Linked DNA regions of Homo sapiens: region 2 is linked to region 1. Evidence: read pairs that join two places in POLR2A ChIA-PET (ENCODE). Cell type or tissue: MCF 10A. All regions are shown on one strand. Each heading gives the region's core, and the rest is flanking DNA. Links, peaks and the distances in the headings are about the cores only.

Region 1 (5,379 bases), core at 380-5,379:
TTGTGTTTTATGAAGTTGTGTCTCTCAAACTTGATGGTCTAGTGGCTACTTTGGTGAGTCCGAAAAATCAACCAAACAAAAAAACAGAAAACAAAAAACCCTTTTAAATTTTTCTAACCTTTTCTAATAGTCACTGCATAGCATCTTCCCATGTGTAAAGGCATATCCTTTGAACTTTAGAGGGTGACGTGGGCATGAGTCTCTGTACCTCATGGATTCCTCAGAATTCTATGTGATTCTGAAATGTTGACCTATTTCTCTTGCTAGTGAGCAAGAGAAATACTGAGGCCAGTAAACTAGCTGTCTTAGCGCCTCACCTCTTCTGGACATATCGCTGGTAAAGCCCATTTCCAAGTGTCTTGCACTAGTGGAGATGTGTGTTGTATGGTGTCCTCATCAAGAAAAAACACATGTTTGCTTGCTGAAATTTTGGACAATTTCCTTCTAACAAAGGCCCTTGCCTGCCTGTCTTTAAAATCCCAGCCTGGGGTAGGCACGGTGGCTCACATCTGTAATCCTAGTGCTTTGGGAGGCTGAGGCGGGATGATCACTTGAGGCCGAAGTTCGAGACCAGCCTGGACAATATAGTGAGACCCTGTCTCTACAAAAAATGTTTAAAAGAAATTAGCCAGCATGGTGGCACATGCCTGTAGTCCCAGCTACTCTGGAGGCTGAGGCAGAAGGATCATTTGAACCCAGGAGCTCAAGGTTACAGTGAGCTATGATCATGCCACTGCACTGCACTCCAGCCTGGGCAACAGAGACCCTGCCTGTAAAATAAATAAATAAATAATAAAAAAAATTAGAATCCCAGCCTGACTTATGACTAAATTTGTTCACTAAGTGGTGAGAGATGCTAACATTAAGTGCTGGTATATATGCTGCATCAGAGATGGCCCTTCCAACAACCATGTGTTGTGAAACTATTTTATGCATGTGGTCCACTAGTAGGAAAAGGCATTCTAGTCAGTACTGTCAAGAGTTCAGGCAGAGGCATGACATATGTATATTTTAAAGAAGGAGCAACAGTTGGGAATGGACAAAAGACACAGCCAGGGCACCCTCAGAAGCCTGTAATTATACTAGTAACCAAACCTTCCCATAGGAGAGCTCATTTTCAGAGAGGTGAAACTGCATCTGAAGACATGTTTCTGAGACATGAATACTGAGATTGCTTTACCTAGGCATTGGCAATAAAACATCTTTATGTTGATCACATCTTTCCCAGAGACATCAGAAAAGAACATGACTCACCTCATTGGTCTAAAAAGGACACTCTGCTTCCCTTCTTAAAACCTTCCATGGTGTTGTTCCACTTTTGGTTTTGAATTATAGAAAGATGAATATTTTTGTCCCTGAGCCAGGAAGGCTGTGTGCCACGTGTCTTTTACACAGCAGCTACATTTCACAAAAAAGTGTTTTTTACCTGATTTTTCCTGTGGCATTTTAGAAATTTGCACTGGACTTTCTAACATTCATTTCTTCTGTCCCCAAGGCACCATCGTGAGTCAGTGGGAGGAAAAACATTAACTTCACTTAAGCCTGGAGAAAGGTTGAGTGGCATGTCCAGAATCACACAGTGACTCAGAATACCTGCCTGGGCAGTTTCTTCATCTGTTAGAAGGTTCACTTTTCAAACAGCAGGAGATATTTATTCATTTTGGAAGTCTCTTCTGTTGTGTTTCTAAATGGTCAACCTCTAGATTAAGGGAGGAAATCACCCAGTTTTCACTAGCTACCACAAGCCAACACAGTGAACATAAAAGCTTGTAGAAAGATTATTCCCTCAGGATAAATCAATAGTTGGTTATCATCATGCTTGAGAAGTGTTTTTGGAAGTGAGCTCAAGCTTTGGAAATTGATTTCATAGAGCAGGTCGGTGTCCTCATGACCACCTGCACCCCAACAGTGTCCCTGCAAGACAAACACCCTGGAGGAGCAAGACCAACATCATTGCCCACCTGACATTTAAAAATTTTCTCATATTTGGGTGAAAGCTGACTTTTCAAATATCTGGTTCACCACTTTTTCAGTCTTTTCTTAGATGCTTGCATTGTAGAAAAATGTTAGGTAGAGAATTAAGGCAATTTAACAATCACTTTCCACACTCCAGAAGTTTAGGATACCACCTTTAGGCCAGCTCATGTTTTTAATCAACTCATGATAACTATTGGTTCTAAATGAAAAGTTTCCCTTTTTATTGTTTAGCTGTGGTTGAAATTTGCATTTTCTCTGAATCAATAAAATAATCTTAGAAGTTGGTTGGCATCCTCTCAGATTTTCCTGCTCCTGTTGGGGCACAAAAATTCTCTTTGGTTCTACTTTACCCTTTGCATGTTAAGCAATCCTAGTTCCCTTACCTCTCCTGATCCTTTCCCCTCTCCTTCCAGCTGATGGCTCCTCTCTCATCCTGCTGGGAGGTTCCTGACTACGTTCTCTGGGGTAGTTCAGAAATCTACCCTCACCAGCAGCCCTCACTCTCCAAAACAAAAACCAGACAACTCTTGGTTTGGTACTTTATTATGCTAAAAATAAAATAAAGAAAAAAAGAAGCACAAAATGACTCATACACATTCCCTCAGACTAACAGGGGGAGTGACTCACCTTCCCTCCTCAGCATGTATCACTCACGTCTTATGGGTTAGGACATGGAATCATGTGTAGGTTTCTCTGCCACTTTCTAGAGCCAGTTAAATTCTAAGATCCTCAAAAGTTTAGTAGTCATAAACTGATTATTAAATGCTTAGGCATCAAATATGGTAATGAAACGAAAATAGGTCTTCCATGAAGACACTGGCTACAACAATGACCAGAGAAGAAAATCCCTGGAATCTTAACATGGTGATTTCTCGTTGCTCACCAAGATGTGTGGGTTTCCCTTCACTGATGATACTCAGGCGAGCTACTCCTACTGCCCATGACAAAGAGAACTCAAGAAGGCAAACTTTCTTTACAAGTTAAAGGTAAAATAAGCTAGATTTATCTTTTTGACAAGTTTAAAATATATACTTAGAATATAATTTATAAAATGCTTAATCTGCTGACTCCAGAGCCTGCAGTGCAGGGTGGGGTGGGGGTGGGCAGCTGCCCACTACACCAGCAGAGCAAGAGTGCAGAGGTGCGGCTCTGCCTCCCACCCCCTTCTGTTCAGACACCCAAGGGGCCCCATGCACCCCTGAAATCACACAACTAGTTTCTACAGATTTTAGATACAAGAAATTATAGACACTGGCTTCAGTTATTCAAAAGCAAGAGCTTGGGCTTTTTGATCCTTTAATTAAAGTTCTTGTTCCAAAAAACATGTGCAAACACAACCTTTAACAGCTCAATTTCTAAAAATTATTTCATAAAAGGAGGAGAGTGAACAATCCTCTATGTATATGTTCTACAGGACAAATCTTATCACCAATTACTAAAGCAGGGAAGTGCAGCTTGTCAAAAAGTCCTTACTGGAGAGGCGGTGGGGGATGGGGGATGGAGAATATGAAAATGTCATTAAGGATGAGAGCCTAGACACTATAAAAGATGCAGCACCTCAGAGCAGCCCAGCCAAAATGAGAGGTGGCAAAGCTACTCTTTTGTCTGTGAAATTTGCATGCGTTTCATTTCCTTTACCAATGCCACCTGAGTCCAAGCCACCTCACCTTCTGTTGTCTCCATTTCAGCCTAAAGACACCCCAATTATGGTGTGAATTCCAGGTATTTCAATCAATTTTTTTTTGTGGGGGGGGGACAGAGTTTTGCTCTTGTTGCCCAGGCTGGAGTGCAATGGCGCAATCTGGGCTCACTGCAGCCTCTGCCTCCAGGGTCCAAACGATTATCCTGCCTCAGCCTCCTGAGTAGCTGGGATTACAGGAGTCTGCCACCACGCCCGGCTACTTTTATTTGTTTATTTATTTTATTTTTAATAGAGATGGGGTTTCACCACGTTGGCCAGGCTGGTCTCGAACTCCTGACCTCAGGTGATCCACCCACCTCAGCTTCCCAAAGTGATAGCATTACAGGTGTGAGCCACCAAACCCGGCTCGCAGGTATTTCAATCTAAATGTCAGTTCAACGGGAAACATCAATTAAAACAAAAATGGATTTCCTACGACTCATCGAATTCCTGTGGCCACTCTCATCCCATCTCCTATCTACATCCACCAAAAAAAAAAAAAAAAAAGCAAGGAATATAGCATACAATCTCTTTTCTTTTATGTTCTCTAAGTAAACCCTGGGTTCTGGTAGGACACTGTGTCAACATCCTGATGTCTGAACTCTTATCCCGTTAGGGTAGCCAGATTTTATGTTTTTAAAACAACAACTAGTCCAGTGTATAGTTCCGTCTATTAATGGCCACTTTTTTTTTTTTTAAGAACATCTTAAATTTTTAATCCTTTCTTTACAGGTTACCTAGACCACTTTTAATTAAGAAAACTGTAGAAAGTTAGTAACTGCTGCAAGCGAACGCCAGACGGTGGCACGTATCAATTTCCACAGAGTCCTGCTTTGCGGGGTGTCTGAATGTACTGCACGGGGTCTCTGCTCACACTTGCTGGAACCAATCGTGGCACATTTTAGTCCACAGGTCGCTTTTCCCCATATTTCTTTGTAAACTCTTCAGCATTCTTACAGAATTTTTTACGGTCGTTAGAGTATTCTTCAGCTAGGTCAGCCCGAAGCGGGTGCTCGGGCTGCGGGTCATTCACCAGTGCTATGAGGGACTGGATTACTTGGTCGGTTTTGGTTGCTGGCTTCCAGTTTTCAGCACTAATTACTGGCAGACAGACCTGCCCCTTTTCGTCGATGTTCGGGTGATAGATCTTTGTTTTAAATGTGATCCTCGGTGGTTTGAATGGGTACTCTGCTGGAAAGTTGATTTCGATTCTGAAGGCCCCCTTATTATACGGAGGGTTGTCAGGAACAATAAGCCCTTGCCAAGTCAATAAATTAGCTTCATCAACCTGGATGTTACGGAAGTTTTCCATTCCACATTTGCGGATTTCTTCAAGCTCCTTCATCAGCCTCCTGCTGGCCGCCATCTTGGATTTGGTGCTGCTTCTTTCCCAGAATGCATCGTGGTAACGGCCACTTTTAATGGTTGTGTATGTATACACTCAAATAACGTTCTGATGTGGCAGTTTGAACTTACGCTGAGCAAAGCAACTTGCCCACTGGTTGGTTAGAGTGATCATCCACAATCCTATACATTATAATTTTTTTTTTTTTTAGCCAGAGTCTCTCTCTGTTGCCCAGGCTGGAGTGCAGTGGCACCATCTCTGCTCATTGCAACCTCAGCCTCCCGGGTTCAAGCCATCCTCTCGCCTCGGCCTCCCAAGTGGCTGTGATTACAGGCACGTGCCACCATGCACAGCTAACTTTTTTTTGTATTTTTAG
Region 2 (5,379 bases), core at 304-5,303, 130 kb after region 1:
AGTTGAATCTCAAAAGCATTATTCTAAATGAAGGAAATCAGAGTATATACCATATGAGTTTATTTATTTTGCATTCTAGAACTGACAAAACTGCAGGCATACTTGAGAGATACTGTGGGCTTTGTTTCAGACCATTTTGGTAAAGCAAATATTGCGATAAAGCTAGTCACACAAATTTTCTGGTTTCCCAGTGCATATAAAAGTTACGTTTACACTATACTATAGTTTATTAAGTGTGCAATAACATTACGTCTAAAAAATGTACATGTCTCAATTTAAAAATACTTTAAAAATTTTTAACTTTTATTTTAGATTTAGGGGGTACATCTGCACGTTTGTTACATGGGTATATTGCATGATGCTGAGGTTTGGGATATGAATGATCCCGTCACCCAGAGAGTGAGTGTAGTAGCCAAAAGATAGTTTTCCAACTCTTGCCTGCCTCCCTCCCACCTCTATTAGTTTCCAGTGTCTGTTGTTGCCATCTTTATGTCTAGGAGTATCCAATGTTTAGCTCCCACTTATATGTAAGAATATGTAGTACTTGGTTTTCTGTTCCTGCATTTATTTGTTAAGGATAATGGCCTCCAGCTACATCCATGTTGCTGCAAAGGGCATGATTTTGTTCTTTTTTAAGACCATATAGTATTCCATGGTATATATGTACCACGTTTTCTTTATCCAATCCACTGTTGATGGATACCGAGATTGATTCCATGGCTTTGCTATTGTGAATAGTGCTGCAGTGAAGATACGAGTGCATGTGTCTTTTTGGTAGAATGATTGGTTTTCTTTTGGGTATATACCCAGTAATGGGACTGCTGGGTCAAATGGTAGTTCCGTTTTAAGTTCTTTGAGAAATCTCTAAACTGCTTTCCATACCAACAATGTATAAGTATTCCCTTTTCGCTGCAGCCTTGCCAGCATCTGTTGTTAAAAAAGACTGTATTGCTAAAAAATGCTAACAATTATCTGAGCCTCAGCAAGTCTTAATCTTTTTATTGGTGGGGGGATCTTATCTTGATGGCTGCTGACAGATCAGGGTAGTGGTTGCTGAAGGTTGGGGTGGCTGTGGCAATTTCTTCTTCCTCCTTCTTCTCTTTTTCCTCTCTTCCTACTCCTCCTCATCCTTCTTCCTTCCTCCTCCTTCTTTTCTTTTTTCTTTTTTTTTTTTTTTAGAGGCAGGGTCTCACTCTGTCACCCAGGCTGGAGGGCTGGAGCGTAGTGGTGTGATCATAACTTACTGCAGCCTCAAACTCTCAGACTCAAGCGATCATCCCGCCCCAGCCTCTTGAGTAGCTAGGACCACATGTGACTAATTTTTTTTTTCTTGTCCCTAATACTTTATTGGTCACCTCTAGGCCTGTGTGCTGCTGGGCGGGCTCGGGAGTGGGCGTCACTATTCAGCTCCCAGGAGGAGGCATGAGAAGGCCTTGGCCTAGCCCTCCAGGGTCCCAGACTGTGGTGTTTGGAGGGGCAGGTCTGGCCTTTCCTGGGTCAGCACAGGGCACCTAGGTAGGGGCACAGGTGAGCACCCAGCACAGGCACCTAGGTAGGGGCACAAGCTCACTATCCATTGGCCAGCCTAATTTTGTTTGGAGAAATATTCCTCGCCGTCATCCACGTTGAGCTTAATTGTGTCACTGCCAAGCTTCCAGCCAGCAGGACAAACTTCCCTGTGCTCGTCCGTGTACTGGATGGTCTGGACCAGCTGCAGAGCCTCATCCAATGAGCGTCCCACAGGCAAATCATTAACAGTGATCTGGCAAAGGACACCCTTGCCATCAATGATAAAGAGGCCCCAGTAGGCAATGCACTCATCTGTTTTCAGCTCACCGTAATCCTCAGATTGCCACATTAGCAAGCAGGGGGATGTTCAGGGGGCCCAAGCCTCCCTCCTTCCGGGGGATGTTAATCCAAGCCAGGTGGGTGAACTGAGAGTCCACCAAGATGCCCAGCACTTCGCAGCCCAGCTTGCGGAAGTCCTCGGCATGGCTGCTGACTGCAGTGATCTCCGTGGGGCACACAAAAGTGAAGTCCAGAGGGTAGAAAAAGAGGACCACGTACTTCCCTTTGTAGTCTGACAGCTTCACCTCTTTGAAGGCGCCATCCACCATGGATGTGGCCTTGAAGTTAGGGGCAGGCTTTCCCATGCACGCATTACCTGAGGCCATGACTGAACAAGCTGTGTGGGCAAAGGCTAGATGCACGGACGATCACGTGCGTGGACCCGCGTTCTCAGTGCCCATGTGACTAATTAAAATTTTTTTTTTTTTTTTTTTAGAATTGGCATCTTGCTATGTTGCCCAGGCTGGTCTTGAACTTCTAGCCTCAAGTGATACTCCTGCCTTGGCCTCCCAAAGTGTTGGGATTACTGGCATGACCCAATGTGCCTGGCCCAGGGCAATTCTTAAAATAACAACAAAGTTTGGTGGACGTATTGACTCTTCCTTTTGTGAAAAATTTCTCCATAGCATGCAATTATACTGTTTGATAGCATTTTACCCACAGTAGCAATTCTTTCACAATTGGAGTCAATCCTCTCCAAACCCTGCTGCTGCTTTATCAACTAGGATTATGTAGTAATCTAAATCCTTTATTGTTATTTCAACAGTGTTCACAAGCATCTTCACCAGGAGTAGATTGCAGCTCAAGAAGCCACTTTCTTTGCTCATGCATAAGAAACAACTCATCCATTCAAGTTTTTTTTTTAATTTTTTGTAGAGATGGGGTCTTGCTGTGTTGCCCAGGCTGGTCTTGAACTCCTGGTCTTAAGTGATCCTTTTGCCTTGGCCTCCCGAAATGTTGAGATTACGGGTGTGAGCCACTGTGCCCTACCCCGTTTATGTTTTGTCATGAGATTGCAGCAATTCAGTCACATCTACAAGCTCCACTTCTAATGCTAGTTCTCTTGCTTTTTCTACCACATCTGCAGTGATTTCCTCCAATAAAGTCTTGAAACCCTCAGAGTCATCCATGAGGACTGGAATCAATTTCTGTAACACTCCTGTTAGTGTTAATGTTTTGACATCCTCCCTTGAATCACAAATGTTCTTACTGGCATCTAGAAGGGTGACTCTGTTCCAGAAAGTGTTCAATTTACTTTGCCCAGTTTCATCAAAGGAAATCACTATCTATGGCACCTATAGCCTTAAAAAATGTATTTCTTAAATAATAAGATTTGAAAGTTGAAATAACTCCTTTATCCATGGCCTGCAGAATGGATAAGCAGGCATGAAAACAGCATTTATCTCTTTGTACATCTACATCAGAGCTCTTTGGTGACCAGGTGCATTGTCAGTGAGTGGCAATATTTTTAAAGGAATCTTTTTTTCTGAGCCATAGCTCTCAAAGTTGGGCTTAAAATATTCAGTAAGCCATACTGTAAACAGATGTGCTGTCATCTAGACTTTGCTATTCCATTTACAGAGCACAGGCAGAGTAGCTTCAGCATAACTCTTAAGGGCCCTAGGATCTTCATATTAGTAAATGAGCATTGGCTTCAACTTCAAGTCGTCAGCTAAATCAGCCCCTGACACGAGAGCCAGCCTGTCCTTTAAGGCTTTGAACCCAGGCATTCACTTTTCCTCTCTAGCCAGGAAAGTCTTAGATGAAATATTTTTCCAATAGAAGGCTATTTTGTCTACATTGAAAATCTGTTGTTTAGTGTAGCCACCTTCATCAATGATCTTAGCTAGTTCTAGACAACTTGCTGCAGCTTCTACATTAGCACTTGCTGCTTCACCTTGCACTTTTGTGTTATGGAAAAGGCTTCTTTCCTTAAACCTCATAAACCAGTCTCTACTTGCTTCATACTTCTGCAGCATCCTCACCTCTTTCAGCCTTCATAGAATTGAAGACAATTAGGGTCTTGTTCTGGATTAGGCTTTGGCTTAAGGGAATATTGTGGCTGGTTTAATCTTCTGTCCAGACCACTCACACTTTCTCCATATCAGCAATAAGGCTGTTTTGCTTTCTCATCATTCATATGTTCACTGGAGTAGCACTTTTAATTTCTTTCAAGAACTTCTTCTTTGCATTTACAACTTGGCTCTTTGGCACGAGAGATCTACCTCTTGCCCTATCTTAGCTTTCAACATGCCTTGCTTGCTAAGCTTAGTCATTTCTGGCCCTTGATTTCAAGTGAGAGACATGCAACTATTCCCTTTCACTTGAACACTTAGAGGCTATTGTAGGGTTCTTCATTGGCCTAATTTCAGTATTGTGTCTCCGGGAAAAGGAGGCCCGAGGAGAAGAGAGAGAGAGGGCAACAGCCTATTGGTAGGGCAGTCAGAACACAGTATTTATCAATTATATTCACCTTGCTATAGGGCATGGTTTGTGGTGCCCCAATACAATTACAACAGTAACATCACTGATCACTATTAACAGATATAATAAAAATGGAGAAGTTTGGAATATTGTGAGAATTACCAAAATGTGACATAGAGACACAAAGTGAGCACATGCTGTTAGAAAAATGGCACCGGTAGACTTGCTGGATGCACAGTTGCCATGAATCTTCAAATTGTAAAAAATGGTGTCTGCGAAGTGCAGTAAAATGAGGCGCGGTAAACTGAGGTGGGCCTGTGTAGGGAGAAGGGAACAGGAGAGTGCATGGTGAGAGTTGGAGGTCAAATACAAAGTGGCAAAAGGGAGTTTTCTGGGGTGATGGAAATGTTCTTTACCTTTGTTGTGGTGGTAGTGGTGGTTATGCAGTTTATAAAGTTTTCAAAACTCATCAACTGTACACTTAAAATTAGTGGAATTAATTGTATGAAAATTATACCTCAATAAAGCTGATTTTTAAAAAGCAGGCAGAATTCATCTGTGGTATCAGAATAGTGATTAAAGTACTGACTGGGAGGGATGAAGGATCCTTCTGGGGAGTTGGAAGTGTTCTGTATTTTGAAGGGGTGTTGCCGGGGTGTACACAGTGTATGTGCACAGTGTAAAAGGTCATTGAGCTGCACACTTAAGACTTGTGCACTTTAAGTTATATACCTCAATAAAAAAGGAAAAAGTTCTAAAGAAGGATTATAATATAAAGTTGAGAACATCTCCAAGAAAGTAGAGCAAAAGGACAGAGAGGTGGAAAAAAGGAGGGAAAAACTAAGAAAATTAGAGGACCAGCTGAGGAAGTCTAATTCCTGGATAAAAGGCATTTCACAGCAGAAAAAAAATGGAAAGAAATTTTTAATGAAATTCAGGAAAGAAATTTTAATAATTCAGAATATTTCCTAAAATGGAAAGACATTAATTTCTACATTGAAAGAACCCCAGATAGACCCATTTCAAAGCATATCATCAAAAATTTTAGAAAACTCATGTCAAAGAGAAGTTTCCAGAAAAGGGGAAAAACAAGTGATATATAACGAA

What was found. Peaks named below come from ENCODE experiments on the same cell type or tissue, not always from the same donor. Only the 100,000 strongest peaks of a DNase experiment are listed, where the experiment ranks them.
Region 2: POLR2A ChIA-PET joins it to region 1 with 6 read pairs; 12 of 35 experiments call an interaction of 5 or more read pairs at or near these places.

The regions. Positions count from the first base shown.
Region 1 is chr13:30,427,636-30,433,014 of GRCh38, reverse strand. It overlaps UBE2L5 (ubiquitin conjugating enzyme E2 L5), which reads right to left. Exons shown (of 4, transcript NM_001355247.2): 4 at 3,257-5,379. The coding sequence starts at 5,024. The coding sequence ends at 4,560. Among named protein-coding and RNA genes, the nearest start is that of UBE2L5, 7.8 kb to the right of the region's middle. In MCF 10A, for the core only: no CTCF peak of the experiment used is centred there; DNase peaks (open chromatin) are centred at 1,544 and 2,604.
Region 2 is chr13:30,292,942-30,298,320 of GRCh38, reverse strand. All of the region lies in intron 1 of KATNAL1 (katanin catalytic subunit A1 like 1), which reads left to right. It also overlaps the pseudogene PRDX2P1. Among named protein-coding and RNA genes, the nearest start is that of KATNAL1, 12 kb to the left of the region's middle. In MCF 10A, for the core only: no CTCF peak of the experiment used is centred there; no DNase peak of the experiment used is centred there.